2 separate regions of the Homo sapiens genome follow, and region 1 is linked to region 2. The links are chromatin contacts, found by Hi-C or POLR2A ChIA-PET in ENCODE. All regions are on one chromosome and are shown on one strand. The core of a region is the stretch at or near the end of the contact, and the rest is flanking DNA. Distances in the headings are between cores, read along the strand shown. Region 1 has its middle 41 kb from the start of IL12RB2. Region 2 holds the start of DYNLT5 (dynein light chain Tctex-type family member 5).

Evidence for each region. Hi-C counts contacts between places; a loop is a spot of excess contacts on that map. ChIA-PET counts read pairs that join two places held with the same protein, here RNA polymerase II (POLR2A). Pooled maps may share reads with other maps.
Region 1: POLR2A ChIA-PET joins it to region 2 with 10 read pairs in H1. The contact joins the enhancer-like site here to the promoter of DYNLT5 in region 2. A Hi-C loop is called at or near these places in 1 of 168 maps with a recorded cell type or tissue (naive thymus-derived CD4-positive, alpha-beta T cell) and 6 of 50 pooled maps. POLR2A ChIA-PET finds 5 or more read pairs at or near these places in 1 of 52 experiments (H1).

Annotation. Positions count from the first base shown.
Region 1 is chr1:67,263,294-67,269,515 of GRCh38, reverse strand. It overlaps a transcript of IL23R not described here and the pseudogene RNU4ATAC4P. Among named protein-coding and RNA genes, the nearest start is that of IL12RB2, 41 kb to the left of the region's middle. RefSeq lists an enhancer at 4,361-4,460. Within about 2 kb of position 4,420, at least 4 of the 41 ENCODE cell types and tissues checked have a DNase peak (open chromatin) inside an H3K27ac peak, as active enhancers do.
Region 2 is chr1:66,747,499-66,753,724 of GRCh38, reverse strand. It overlaps DYNLT5 (dynein light chain Tctex-type family member 5), which reads right to left and starts at 1,266. Exons shown (of 5, transcript NM_152665.3): 1 at 1,141-1,266. It overlaps SGIP1 (SH3GL interacting endocytic adaptor 1), which reads right to left. Exons shown (of 25, transcript NM_032291.4): 25 at 2,586-6,226.

The DNA of each region.
Region 1 (6,222 bases), core at 3,171-5,670, 510 kb before region 2:
ATGGAAAAGACAATGTAAGAGTTTTAATAAGTGCCTCAAAAATTATCATTTCATTAAAGCGATGAAGATGGGTTGAATCTATTAATATCATTTATTGTGTTTGCAAAGTGCTTCTGTTTTTTTGTTCTTTGTTTTTCTTACATTAGAATTGCTTTTCTTCATTGCTCTGGGCTTCAGCAGCCTCCCTCCTGTTCTTCAAAGAGTTCTGCATGGGCTGCCTCTATTCAATCAAATGGAATCTCCAAAGTAACACATTGAATGGGATGTGCAACGAATACTAAAAAAAGAATGAATCTGCAAATACTTAGCAGCTGGCAGTTTCTTAAAATCCTAATCTCTTCATTTGGTGAAACAGAAGTGATTTCCAATTTCAGCAACTAAGATAAAATAAATCTTCTATATTGAACCGCAAAATAAAATAAATGCTAAACTTTGTTTAAATGTAGATAAGACTGGGTGCAGTGGCTCATGCCTGTAATCTCAGCACTTTGGGAGGCTGAGGTAGGAGGATCTCTTGAGTCTAAGAGTTTGAGACCGACCTGGGCAACATGGAGAAACCCCATCCCTACAAAAAAATATATTTTAAAAATCTAGATAAGAAGAGATTTGCAATAAGTATCACAGCAACCGTTATCAAATGAATATCAAATTTTGCATGTTTACTATGAGATCCTGAACACTAAAATGAAAGATCAGGAGTATGACAGGAATTTAGGGTTGTGCTATTTAATAGTTGGACAAAAACACTTCTGCACTACCTAAGAGTGCATGCTTTTAGAGTTTTCTAGTCCTGTTTCCTCGCCTCTTTTTCACTCCACTTAGTCCACTGACATTTTCTGCCTCTCCTCTCAGGTACCTAGTATTCCTATTCTTACTGTATCAAAATTCCTCCAGTGCCTACTTCATGCTAAGCACTCTGCCAGTGCTTTCTTCTTCTTCTTTTTTTTTCTTGACACAGGATCTTGCTCTGTTGCACAGGCTGAAGTGCAGTGGCCCATCTCAGCTCACTGCAACCTCTGCCTCCCAGGCTGAAGCAGTCCTCCCACCTCAGCCTCCTGAGTAGCTGGGACTATAGGCACACACCACCACACCTGGCTAATTTTTTGTAGAGATTGGGTTTTGCCATGTTGCCCAGGCTGGTCTCAATGTACTGAGCTCAAGTGATCCACTGGCCTTGGCCTCCCACAGTGCTGGGATTACAGGCATGAGCCACTCTGACTAGCCTGCCAGTGTTTCCAAATGTTATTTAATTTAATGTTCTCAACGAATGGCCAGAGGAAGATATTAATAGGATCTTTTTTAAGGAAAAAGAAACTGAATCCTCCTGGTTAAGGGTTTGCTGGAAACCACATAGCCAGGGTCTGAGAAAGGTGGATTCTTTTTATTTATTTATTTTTGAGACAGAGTTTTGCTCTGTCGCCCAGGCTGGGGTGCAATGGTGCGATCTCGGCTCACTGCAACCTCCGCCTCGCCGGTTCAAATGATTCTCCTGCCTCATCCTCCCTAGTAGCTGGGATTACAGGCGTGTGCCACCATGCCCAACTAATTTTTTGTATTTTTAGTAGAGACAGGGTTTCACCATGTTGGCCAGACTACTCTCAAACTCCTCACCTCAGGTGATCTGCCCGCCTCAGCCCCGCAAAGTACTGGGATTACAGGTGTGAGCTACCGCATCCAGCCAGAAAGGTAGATTCTAATCTGATCTGTGTCTTCTAATGCCCACTGTTCTCCCATTGCTTAATATCACCGTATGTTAGGCTGTTCTTGCATTGCTATAAAGAAATATCTAACCATCCTTTTCTTGGGGTTGCACTACTGTCTAATGAGTGCATAATGAGGGCAGTATTGCTAACGCCTATACAATGCACCTGCATCAACTAGAACTTTGCTTTACCTTGGTACAATTTTTGGAAAAATGAAAAACCTCTTTTCCATGAAATTGAAAAAAAATGTTTTTGAAAAGGAAGAAAAAAAAGAAATACCTGAGGCTGGGTAATTTATAAAGAAAGGAGGTTTAATTGGCTCACAGTTCTGCAGGCTATACATGAAGCATGGCACTGGTAGCTGCTTTGCTTCTGGTGAAGCTTTGGGCTGCTTACAATCATGGTGGACGGTGAAGCAGGAGCAGGCATCTCACACAGGGAGAGCAGAAGCAAGAGAGAGAGAAGGGAAAGGTGCTACACACTTTTAAACAACCAGCTCTCTTGAGAACTCACTTACTACAAAAGAGATGGTGCTAAGTCATTCCTGAGAGATCTGCCCCTGTGATCCAGTCACCTGTCACCAGGCCCAACCTCCATCCAATACTGAGGATTACAATTCAATATAAGATTAGATGGGGACAACGTTCAGACTATATTACACCACTACATGTTCTAGCGTAAATACATATTTTACTAATGTTAAATCAAATGTATAATAGATCATTGGTTTGGACTGAGCTCCTGTACTAGGCCCAACAGACAAAACCAAACTGGAGTCAGTCATGCTGAAGTTCCACACTAACCTGCTGAAACTAAGATCTTTATCTGACCTTTCAACAAATCAGGACACAGAGATAACAGCCAAATCCCTAAACAGGCCAGTTTTCGCCAGCGTGATAAGAAAGTTCCTTAAATCAACCTCCTCTGCTCAGCTCATCAGAACACTCACTCTGTTTTATAGTATGAGGTGTTGTCCGATTCTAGAATTGCAAATAAAAGACAATTAAAATTTTTTAAAAATATTTTTAAAATTCTTTATTCTTTTTAATAGTGATAGGGTCTCACTATATTGCCCAGGCTGGCCTTGAATTCCCAAGCTCAAGCAATCCTCCCACCTCAGCCTCCCAAAGTTTTGGGATTACAGGCATGAGCCAAAGCACCTGACCTCAATTAAGATCTTTTTTTTTTTTTGAGATGGAGTCTCGCTCTGTTGCCCAGGCTGGAGTGCAATGGTGCAATTTTGGCCTACTGCAACCTCCGCCTCCTAGGTTCAAGCAATTCTCTTGTCTCAGCCTCCTGAGTAGCTGGGATTACAGGCACGTGCCACCATTCCCAGCTAATTTTTGTATTTTTAGTAGAGAAGGGGTTTCAGCATGTTGGCCAGGCTGGTCTCGAACTCCTGACCTCAGGTGATCCACCTACCTTGGCCTCCCAAAGTGCTGGAATTACAGGCTTGAGCCACAGCACCCGGCCCCACATAAGATCTTTGAACTAAATTTGTTGTGATTTTGTCTTTTGACACTAAACATGATACCCAGTCTAGAAGTCATAAAGAAAAATGGCAACAGATTGACTGCATACAATTTTAAAACTTTTGTTTGGCAAAAGAAAACATGAAGATAAAAAAATAACACACAGGCTGGGAAAACGTATTTAGAACATATATAACAGAAAAGATTTATATTAAGCACTCCTGCAAATGACTAAGACTATAACCAACAACTCAGTAGAAAAATGACCAAATAATATAACAAAGGTGAACCAAAAAATAAGAAATACAAAAAAGCAATAAACAAATAAAATATTCAACCTCATCTTCTAAAAAAATGCAAACAAGATACCCATCAGGTTGGCAAACATTTTACGTACTAATAATATTGGCAAACTCTTTTTAGAGAAATAATTGGTAATACTTACCAAAATCTAATTTTTTTTTTTTGAGACAGGGTCTTGGTATGTTGTGAAGCTGGTGTTGGACTCCTGGGCTCAAGCAGTCCTCCTACTTCAGCTTCCCAAGTAGCTGGGATCACAGGAGCACACCACCACACCTGGCTGCAAAATGTAAATGATTTTATCTTCCTTTCTGTCTCTTGGCCCAGCAATTCCACATTTAGGTATCTGTCCCTGACAACCTAACACACAAAATTCTTATATGTGTATAAACATATGTACAAGAGGAATTATTAAAGGAATAGGTGTACTAGTGAAAAATTGGAAATAACCTAAATGTTCATTAATAGATTAGGTTAATATATTATTGAAATTTATTCTATAGATTATTAGGGCAATTGTTTAAAAGAATAAGGTAAAGCTACATATAATGACATGTGAAGATTTCTGAGACATATTGTTAGGTTAAAAATAGCATGTCATAGGACAATATCATATTTTATCATTTAAATAAAAATACTAGGAAAAACCTCATAATTTGCTGAGAGTCATTACCTTTGATGATGGGGTAGGAGTGGGAAAAAAAGGAGTGAATAGCAACTGTCACTTTTCACTCCATTTACACTGGTATTCCTTTGATTTTTAAAAAGTGTGTTTTCATGAATTACTGTGTAGTTCAGAAATAAAAATGCATTCCCTTTATTTTACTGTTGCATTCTTTCTCTCTTGCTCTCCTCTAATACAATTCTCAGACAGGATGTGAACAGAAAGAAAACAGTAACGTTTATTGACTTCCGTACCTCACACTTGTGTTCCAGTGTTTGGCTATTTATGATTTCCTTCCTGTGCTCTGACAGTCTCTAATTTTAGGTATGCCTTTATGGTTAGAAACAGCATTTTGTTTTGCTTGAATTTTTAAACCAACAATCTCAGGAAAGAGTTATGCTTCTGTAACACTGTTGTTTAGGGTTCCCCCCCAACCCCGTCTCATAAAAGTAGCCCAGAATACTTTTACTACCCCAGACAAAAATGGACCATTTAAGAATAAGTTCCTAATCTGTTGCTAAATGCTAATTATGAGAATTAGATAATAACTTGTATTCCTGAAAATAATCATAATGGGAATGCATCTTCAGGAAATTGATGGGAATTCTGGATCTAAAAGGTGCAGTGTGGTTATCTTAAGTTGAAAAGTGAAATTAGCAAAATGGCTAAGAAAGCCTTAACATAAAACATTAATTGGGGTTTAATGATGTAATCTTAGCAGTAGGAAAGACACATAATAACATTCTGTCAAACCTTTGTTAGACTTTCTTGTAATTTTGTCTTAACTACAGCATCGAAGAAAGTTGTGTACAATTCATTTTATGAATCAGAACCCAATTATGTTATATTGTTTTCATTCTTTTACCCAAGAGAGATTCATAAGTTGTTTTTAATCACTTCTTTTATTTTAAACCAATAGTGTCTGCCAAATGGGTAATATTTCCCATTAAAACATTATCTTCTATAATTGGTATAATTGCTTCATAAAGAGATAAACCACAGCATAATTCCAGAGTCTTTGGGTTTATAAAATCTAATTATGTTCACAACACAGTATTTTATTCTTAGTGATCTTAAAAAGAACATAAACTTGAACAAAGCCCAGACATTTATGGTAAAGTAATTGGGAGAAGCAAGTTAATTATTGTGAATAGAACTGCCTCTATTAGCAGCCTCTGAGAGAAAGCCCTTTTTGCAGTCATTAATCTCAGTATAGGAAGGTTTGGTTTTGGTCCCCTGAGCCTGCGTTGATAGCCTGTGGCTAAAGTGCAGAGTAAGGTTCAGTTCTAAAGCACAGGCTTCTCAAGGTTGGTCCAGCATCCCAGTCTCCTAAGTATAGAAGAGCACAGCTCCTAGCCTCAGCTTTTCATGTTGCTTCAGAGGCAAGGGCGGAGAAGAGAGAGGGAGAAGCAGAGGGCACAGGTATGACCTCCAAGGTCTGTTTCAACAGGAGATTTGCTTTCATCCGTTTTACATTTAAGGATTCTACAACAGATTGCTTTTTTTTTTTTTTGCGATGGAGTCTCGCTCTGTTGCCTAGGCTGGAGTGCAGTGGCACAATCTTGGCTCACTGCAACCTCCACCTCCTGGGTTAGGCACCGCCATGCCCAGATAAGTTTTGTATTTTTAGTCGAGATTGGGTTGCATCATGTTGGCCAGGCTGGTCTCAAACTCCAGACCTCAAGTGATCTGCCCACCTCAGCCTCCCAAAGTGTTGAAATTACAGGCGTGAGCCACTGTGCCTAGCCAACAGATTGCATTTGGAGAAAGAGAATCAATTGCTAAAATTAATTTTTGAAAACTTTTGCTCAATGCCATAGTCATGTGCTGTCTCTATGTCAAAGGGAGAATGACTAAATATAAGAATTAGCCACTCAAGGGAACACACTGGAAGGCCAAACAGCAACCCACATTACCTGAAAACCACACCTTAAAAACTCATAAGCCTCTCTTCAATACTATTTATAACTAAAAAGAAATCCTAATTTTAGTCTGGGTGCAGTGGTTCATGCCTATAATTCCCAGTACTTTGAGAGGCCAAGGTGGAAGGATTGCTTGAGCCCAGGAGTTTGAGTCCAGGCCT
Region 2 (6,226 bases), core at 17-2,516:
CTCCTGCCTTGGCCTCCCAAAGTGCTGGAATTACAGGCATCAACCACTGTGCCTGACCCACCATGACTTTAAAAAATAAAATTAGGGGTAGGGAGCTAGAAAATAAATAAATAAATAAAAATTAAAATTAACCTTGCTTTCCCAAAGATTTTTTGTTGTTTGTTTTGTTTTCTCGAGCAACATTTACATAGTTTGTAAAGAGCAAATAGGACTTAACTTTTAAATAAATAATTTATTGGAAAACTCCCTCCTTCCTACTAATACTTGTTAAAAAGCTGGTAGTAGCAATGGACTTCCCAGAACTTGGACTATAACTCTAATAATGCCCTCATTGTCTACCTACAAATTTAAGTATTCATTTAAATTATTTCATAATCTATAAATGTGAGAGCCCCGATAAGGAAATACTGTGCTAGACACCAAAGCATAAAAATAGAAGAGAATCCATGCCTTCAAGGAGCTGGCAGTTGAGTAGGTAGGGCACACAAGAACATACCCTAAAACCCAGTGGCATCAATGTCAGAGCAGAGGTGCTGTGTGTGGGTGAGGCAGGCAGCGTGGTGTGTGTGTGCACGTGAGTGTGAGCGTCCTTGAGTGTGTACCTGTGAGTGTGCATCTCTGTGTGTGCAGGTGCCTGTGTGTATAAGTGTGTCTGTGTTCGTGTGTACGAAGGTGAGTGTGTTTATGAGTGTGGAAAGACACACAGCCTGATTAGGTGGGTCATTCAGGTTTTGCTGCAAAGCCACATAGACCCATCTCGGCCTCAGCTGTTTCCAAAGCTGCCCTGCAGGCCGCCCCCTCCCCAAGAAAGGCCAGAGTTGGGACCTGGAGGTCCTCATGGGTGCGGCCAGCCACAGGAAGACCGCCCCGGGTCAGGGGATGACCTTGCTGGCCGGCTCTGCGTTGGCCATCACTCTTGAAGCCCAGCCCCCAGCCATGCAATGGGGCAGGGGACGAACCGTTGGGACCGACTTTCAGTTCCCAAATTTGGGATCATTTTTTCTTATGTGTTGGGGAGAGGAGGAATAAGGTGGCGGAGAGATCGGGGCCAAGTAGGGCCATTTCTCAACAAAGGGCCGATCCCTTGCCCCCTATCCTTCCTTTGGGGTCCAGACGCGCTGCAGAGAGAGGCGACCCTACCTGCAGCAGGGAGGCTTCGCCCGGAGCCTCCCAGACCTCCGGCACTGCAGACACTGCGCGCGGCGCGGCTCCCGCGTCCCAGGCTTCATTCAGCCGGCGGCCGCCCGCGCACTCTCCCTGGACTCTGAGGCCGGTCTCCAGGGTGACCTCAAACAGAGCCCTCGGCCCTCCCCGGCCGGACTTGGCCGCTGAGTGGCCCTCTGAGCTGCCCTAAGGATGTAGAGGATCTCATCTTCACTGCCCACTGGGGGTCACTCTGAGCCGGGCTGCGTCCTGGGTTGGCGGCGAGCTGGAGGGGAACTGGTTCATTGTGTAGCGAGGAAGACATTTGGGACTAAAGACATTTGCACCCCTAGGGCCCCTCATCAAGTTCCTTTTCCCGCAGACATCAGGGGCAGGAGTGGGAAGTGCTGCGGTTTCCTAGCACAGGAAATCCGAAGCGCAAAGACAAAGTAAAGTAGCCCTGCCCTTTTCCCGGCTCCTAACGCTGCTTCGCACGTTCCCCCTCCAAGGCACAGGCGGTGGAATGTGGAGGTAAATGAGCACTTACATTGGCCAGATACCCCAGATACCGACAAACATTGGGATTTAGTCGTCCCAATAACTCTGTCAAGAAAGGAATGTTTTCCCTTTAAAGGATTTGGAAAATTGAGATTCTAAAATGTTAAATAATATGCCCAAGGCCCCTGAAACTCATGGTCTTAACTCCAATGTGTTACAAACCGGGCTGGGTTCCTTCGCTTTCCTTAACAAGACTCTTCTGAGCCTGTTAATGTCTAAGAAGCTTTGAAATGAGGCTGTTTGGGGTTGAGGACCTACCTGCTGGTATGAATGGGCTTTTCCTCTTCTTCAGCGACTATCCCCAGCCTAAGCCTGGTTTGGGCCTCCCCAAACCAAAAGCAAACAAAATAAACACTATAGGGACCCTCCTGTAGTGGGCAATCATTGGAAGCAGAAACAAGATGCCTCCAAGCATCTAGCCAAGGGCATGGCTCTTGATGAGTGTCCTGCTGGAATTAGCATTAGCTGACAGTAATACATTGGGATTCCGGTGGAGCACAGTGTTAGGATAGTGTTGGAAGAAGAGAAATAGATATTTTTGCCCATCCCAATCTCTACTCACAGAAAGATAAGAACAGGAAAGGATTGTTGATTGAATATCTACTATGGACTAGATAGGAACTGCTAGGTGATGAATAAACATTATCTCATTGAATTTGTTCAGTGACTATGACATAGGGGACATTACTCTATTTTTTTTTAAGATAAGGAAATGTAGAATCGTTGAGTAACATGCTCAAGTCGATATTTAAATCACAGAGCTGAAATTTGTCTAACTCTTAACCCTTGACCTTTGACAGACCTTTGGCCCACCATCCCTACCCTAAACATGGAATGAAGTTTTCCAGAAATGCGGGTAAAATTTTAAGAGGCTGACAGCAAAAGATATTCACAATTCAATTTATTTTCATATTTTTCATTTATTTTCCAGAAAAAGAAATCACATTTCAGTAACAACTTACATATAGAATTAAACTTTGTTCTGGAATGGGAGCCCTAGTTGCAGTAACGTGTCATAATAAATAATTGCATATTCAGGATTTTGTGAAATAGGTGATTGGGAAAATTATGAACAAAAAACATTTACAAAAATTATTATTTACAAAGAGTGATATCCATACTATTTCTAACTTATAAGGCAAGTAATGTTAAGATGGTCTCATGATTATCTTCAACAAGTCAATTACACACTTTCCTGTCACCATTGCCCAGCAGAGAGCTTTGCTGCAATTCTGTGAAGGAGCAAGTAAGTCTTCGCTTCCGTTGTTGGTTTTCTCTTGAGCACAGCATAGAAGCAGTAAAGCTTTCATTACAGACTAAGCAGTAATGGCTGTCAGAAAAAAGTATACTCTTTTGAAATAGACGTGTAGGAAAAAGGCTGGGAATCAACATTTTGACTAAATTTTGAAAGTATCTTGAGTATTTTAATTCACAGTTTTGTAAGTATTTTATGCCCAAGGTATTTTTGTGAAATTATGTACTTAGTACAAGATTAAAAAGAAATTTAGTGTATTTTTGCTACATAGATCAAAGAGAGCTCTAAATAAAGGCTACCACCAAATCAAATTACACACAGCATTTTCCTTAATTGACAGGATTTCATTACCTATAGAAACACAGCAAAATCTTTCTGAGATTCCTAGATTCTTGCATTGTTCAAGTTTAAAAAAAATCAATGCCTTACATGGCCACTTAGTAAGAATGAAAATTAATATCCGAGTATTTAATTCATATGATCTTTTACTATACAAGTGAAAAACAAACAAAAACTCTTTTTAATCGAAAACAATAGTGTTCAAACAGCTTAAAAAGCCAGCTGTATACATTACTGCTTGGCCTGTGGTGAAGCTCTGTTCATAGATAAGATTAATATATCATCATATCAACACTTGGCTTTTTCAAGAAAAATTATTCAGCAGCAATTTTCCAATTCCCCTTAGACAGAGAGGAAAGAGACACACACACACACACACACACACACACACACCCCCACACACACACAGAGAAAGAGAGAGAGAGAGAGAGAGAATATGAATTAGATAGGAGCCAATCTCTTTCATGTATGTCCATTTAACAAAGCAAGAACTAAATTCTGACCTGAAAAATCAACACAGCTATATGAATTATCATTCTAGCAACTTGAAAAGGGAAAAAAATCTGACTTTGGATCTTGGGACAGTGGTTCTTGTGATAGTTACTTGTTGTATGATTTAAAATACCTTAGAGTGATGGTGAATGAATAACATCAAGCATTTACTTTGCGAGAAAAAAAATTCATAAAAGTAATGTAAAACTGAATGAGCGAGATGGAATTAACATTTGTATGATATACTCATTCAATGGAACGTTTAAAAATTATAAATGGCTTATGATCTATCAGGCTGATTCACAAACTCTGGATGGATTAAAAACTGAACTATCTTTAGAGAAATGTAAAGTGATTCAGTTTGATTCTTTTCTATATGATAACAGACAATTTAACCAGGAAGTTTTTAAAGAAACTTCGTTAATTTGGTATAAAAGTAACTGATTGGCAAAGTAAAGCAAAGCAAAAAAAGAAAAAAAAACAGCAAAAAAAAAACCCTATGAAATGCTCATTAAAAGAGTATAGAATCTCACAAAATCTGTGCTAAACAGTGCACTGCTCTTAGCTTTCCCCAAAGTGTTTTTAATATAATTTCTGACAAGCTGATGTAAAAATACTGTCAACATTGATCTATCATGATTCAGTTTCCTAAAGCTGTTTAGTAAAACGTTACTGGAGATTATTCACTGGCATTAATTCCACACGGCAAAGAATTGGAAACATCTTCAACAGATAGGGGTCTGATATGCTGGTCATAGGTGCAAGCCTTAAAAATAATACAAAAATTAAAATAATTTTATTGTTTTGTTTTGAATATTTTAGATGATAAAGTTAAATTCACTAAGAGATACTAATGAAATTTAAAATAGATAACAATTCATTTGAAATGACAGGAATTCTCTTAAAATTAAAACAAAATTCCAGAAGCATTTTTTTCAAAGCATTCCTGGTTATTTTATTTACAATTATTGAAGGATATATAAACTAGTGTTAAAAGAAAACTTTTCCAAAGGTTTCTCAAGGTGTGCTTAGAAAAAATTTTTTTTACCTGATTCAATAACTTTCTTAAGCTTCATTAAAACACTAACATTTATTGTCAATGTCCAAGGAGAGAGAATTATAGTATAGGACCATTTGTTCTCAGACCACAATGAACATCTTCCAGAACACAATTTGTAAAATACTGGAATATTGGTGAGCATAGCCCAAATACACTTTACTTCTTTTCTTTAAAACATTACGGGACATTTAAAAATATATTTGTTTTTTGCCAAAACATTTTTTACAAGGATAAAGATGTATTTAAGGTAGGCAAGGTATTACTCTAGGGATAGAAGGAGGCAGTTAGAAATCAAAGGAAAAATAATTTTAGAAGTTAAACCTAGAGAATAAATTATTATACCCATGGTCAATGCCAACAAATAGGTGTCTTTTCCTCATAGACATACCCATTTAGGAGAGAAATCAGATATTAAATGTGAGGGCCAATCAAGAGGTTCACCATGGTCAACTCAACAGACTTTACATTTGACATTCCTTCATGAAATATATTTAGATCTTAATTAGATGTCAGCAGTGCAACTCTAGCTTGCAGAAGATGACAGAACATTGAAGCAATGACACAAGAGAAAGGCAAGTGTTTTGTTGTTGTTTTTAATATTTAGAGACTTAAGCAATGTACTCCTATCTCATTTTCCTTCCATACACTCCACTGACAAAAAGGAACATTAATGGTAGCCATATTTAATTCATAAGTGAGAGAATGGCATTTAGATACTGTTTTCCACATGAAAAAAAAGCCTAAAGGAGCAGGGAAAATACAATAAAACCTTAAGAGGAAAGTGCACACAGTAAAAGATGGTGAGGCTGGTCATCCAAATAGTCCCTTTAATCAATGTAACTTGGATTGATTTGTTCATTTATATCAACAATCTAATTTGACTCATTGCATGGACACATCATATTATATTAACTTTCAAAGCTATATTTAGAGATCACTCTTGTTTTGATATTATTAAATATAATGTAACACTTCCATTTTTTAAAAAAATTGCTGATCAGAAAACCATGTGGCAAAATGAGTACATTTAGACTGAATGGGATTTTGCTCAAATGTATAATCTTTTGGAAAAGGAAAAGCTTAAACACAGACACATACACACACACTCATCTGTTTAGTATGTATCTGCATATTCTACTGTATTGTTCAATTTAATTTACAGCCTGTGGTTATTTTGAGAAAAAATATTCGTGCAACTCTTTTAGAATGAGGCTACCACATGTTTGTAAAGTCAAAAGCTTACAAAATAAATAGGTTCAACTCACAAGTTAGAGATCTGAATGTCCCTTGCAAAGAAGGAAACATTGATTAGGATTTTGTATTTGAATAAATAACAGCTTGCAACTTCCCTTCTACTTCAAGTCTTTTAAGACATTGAA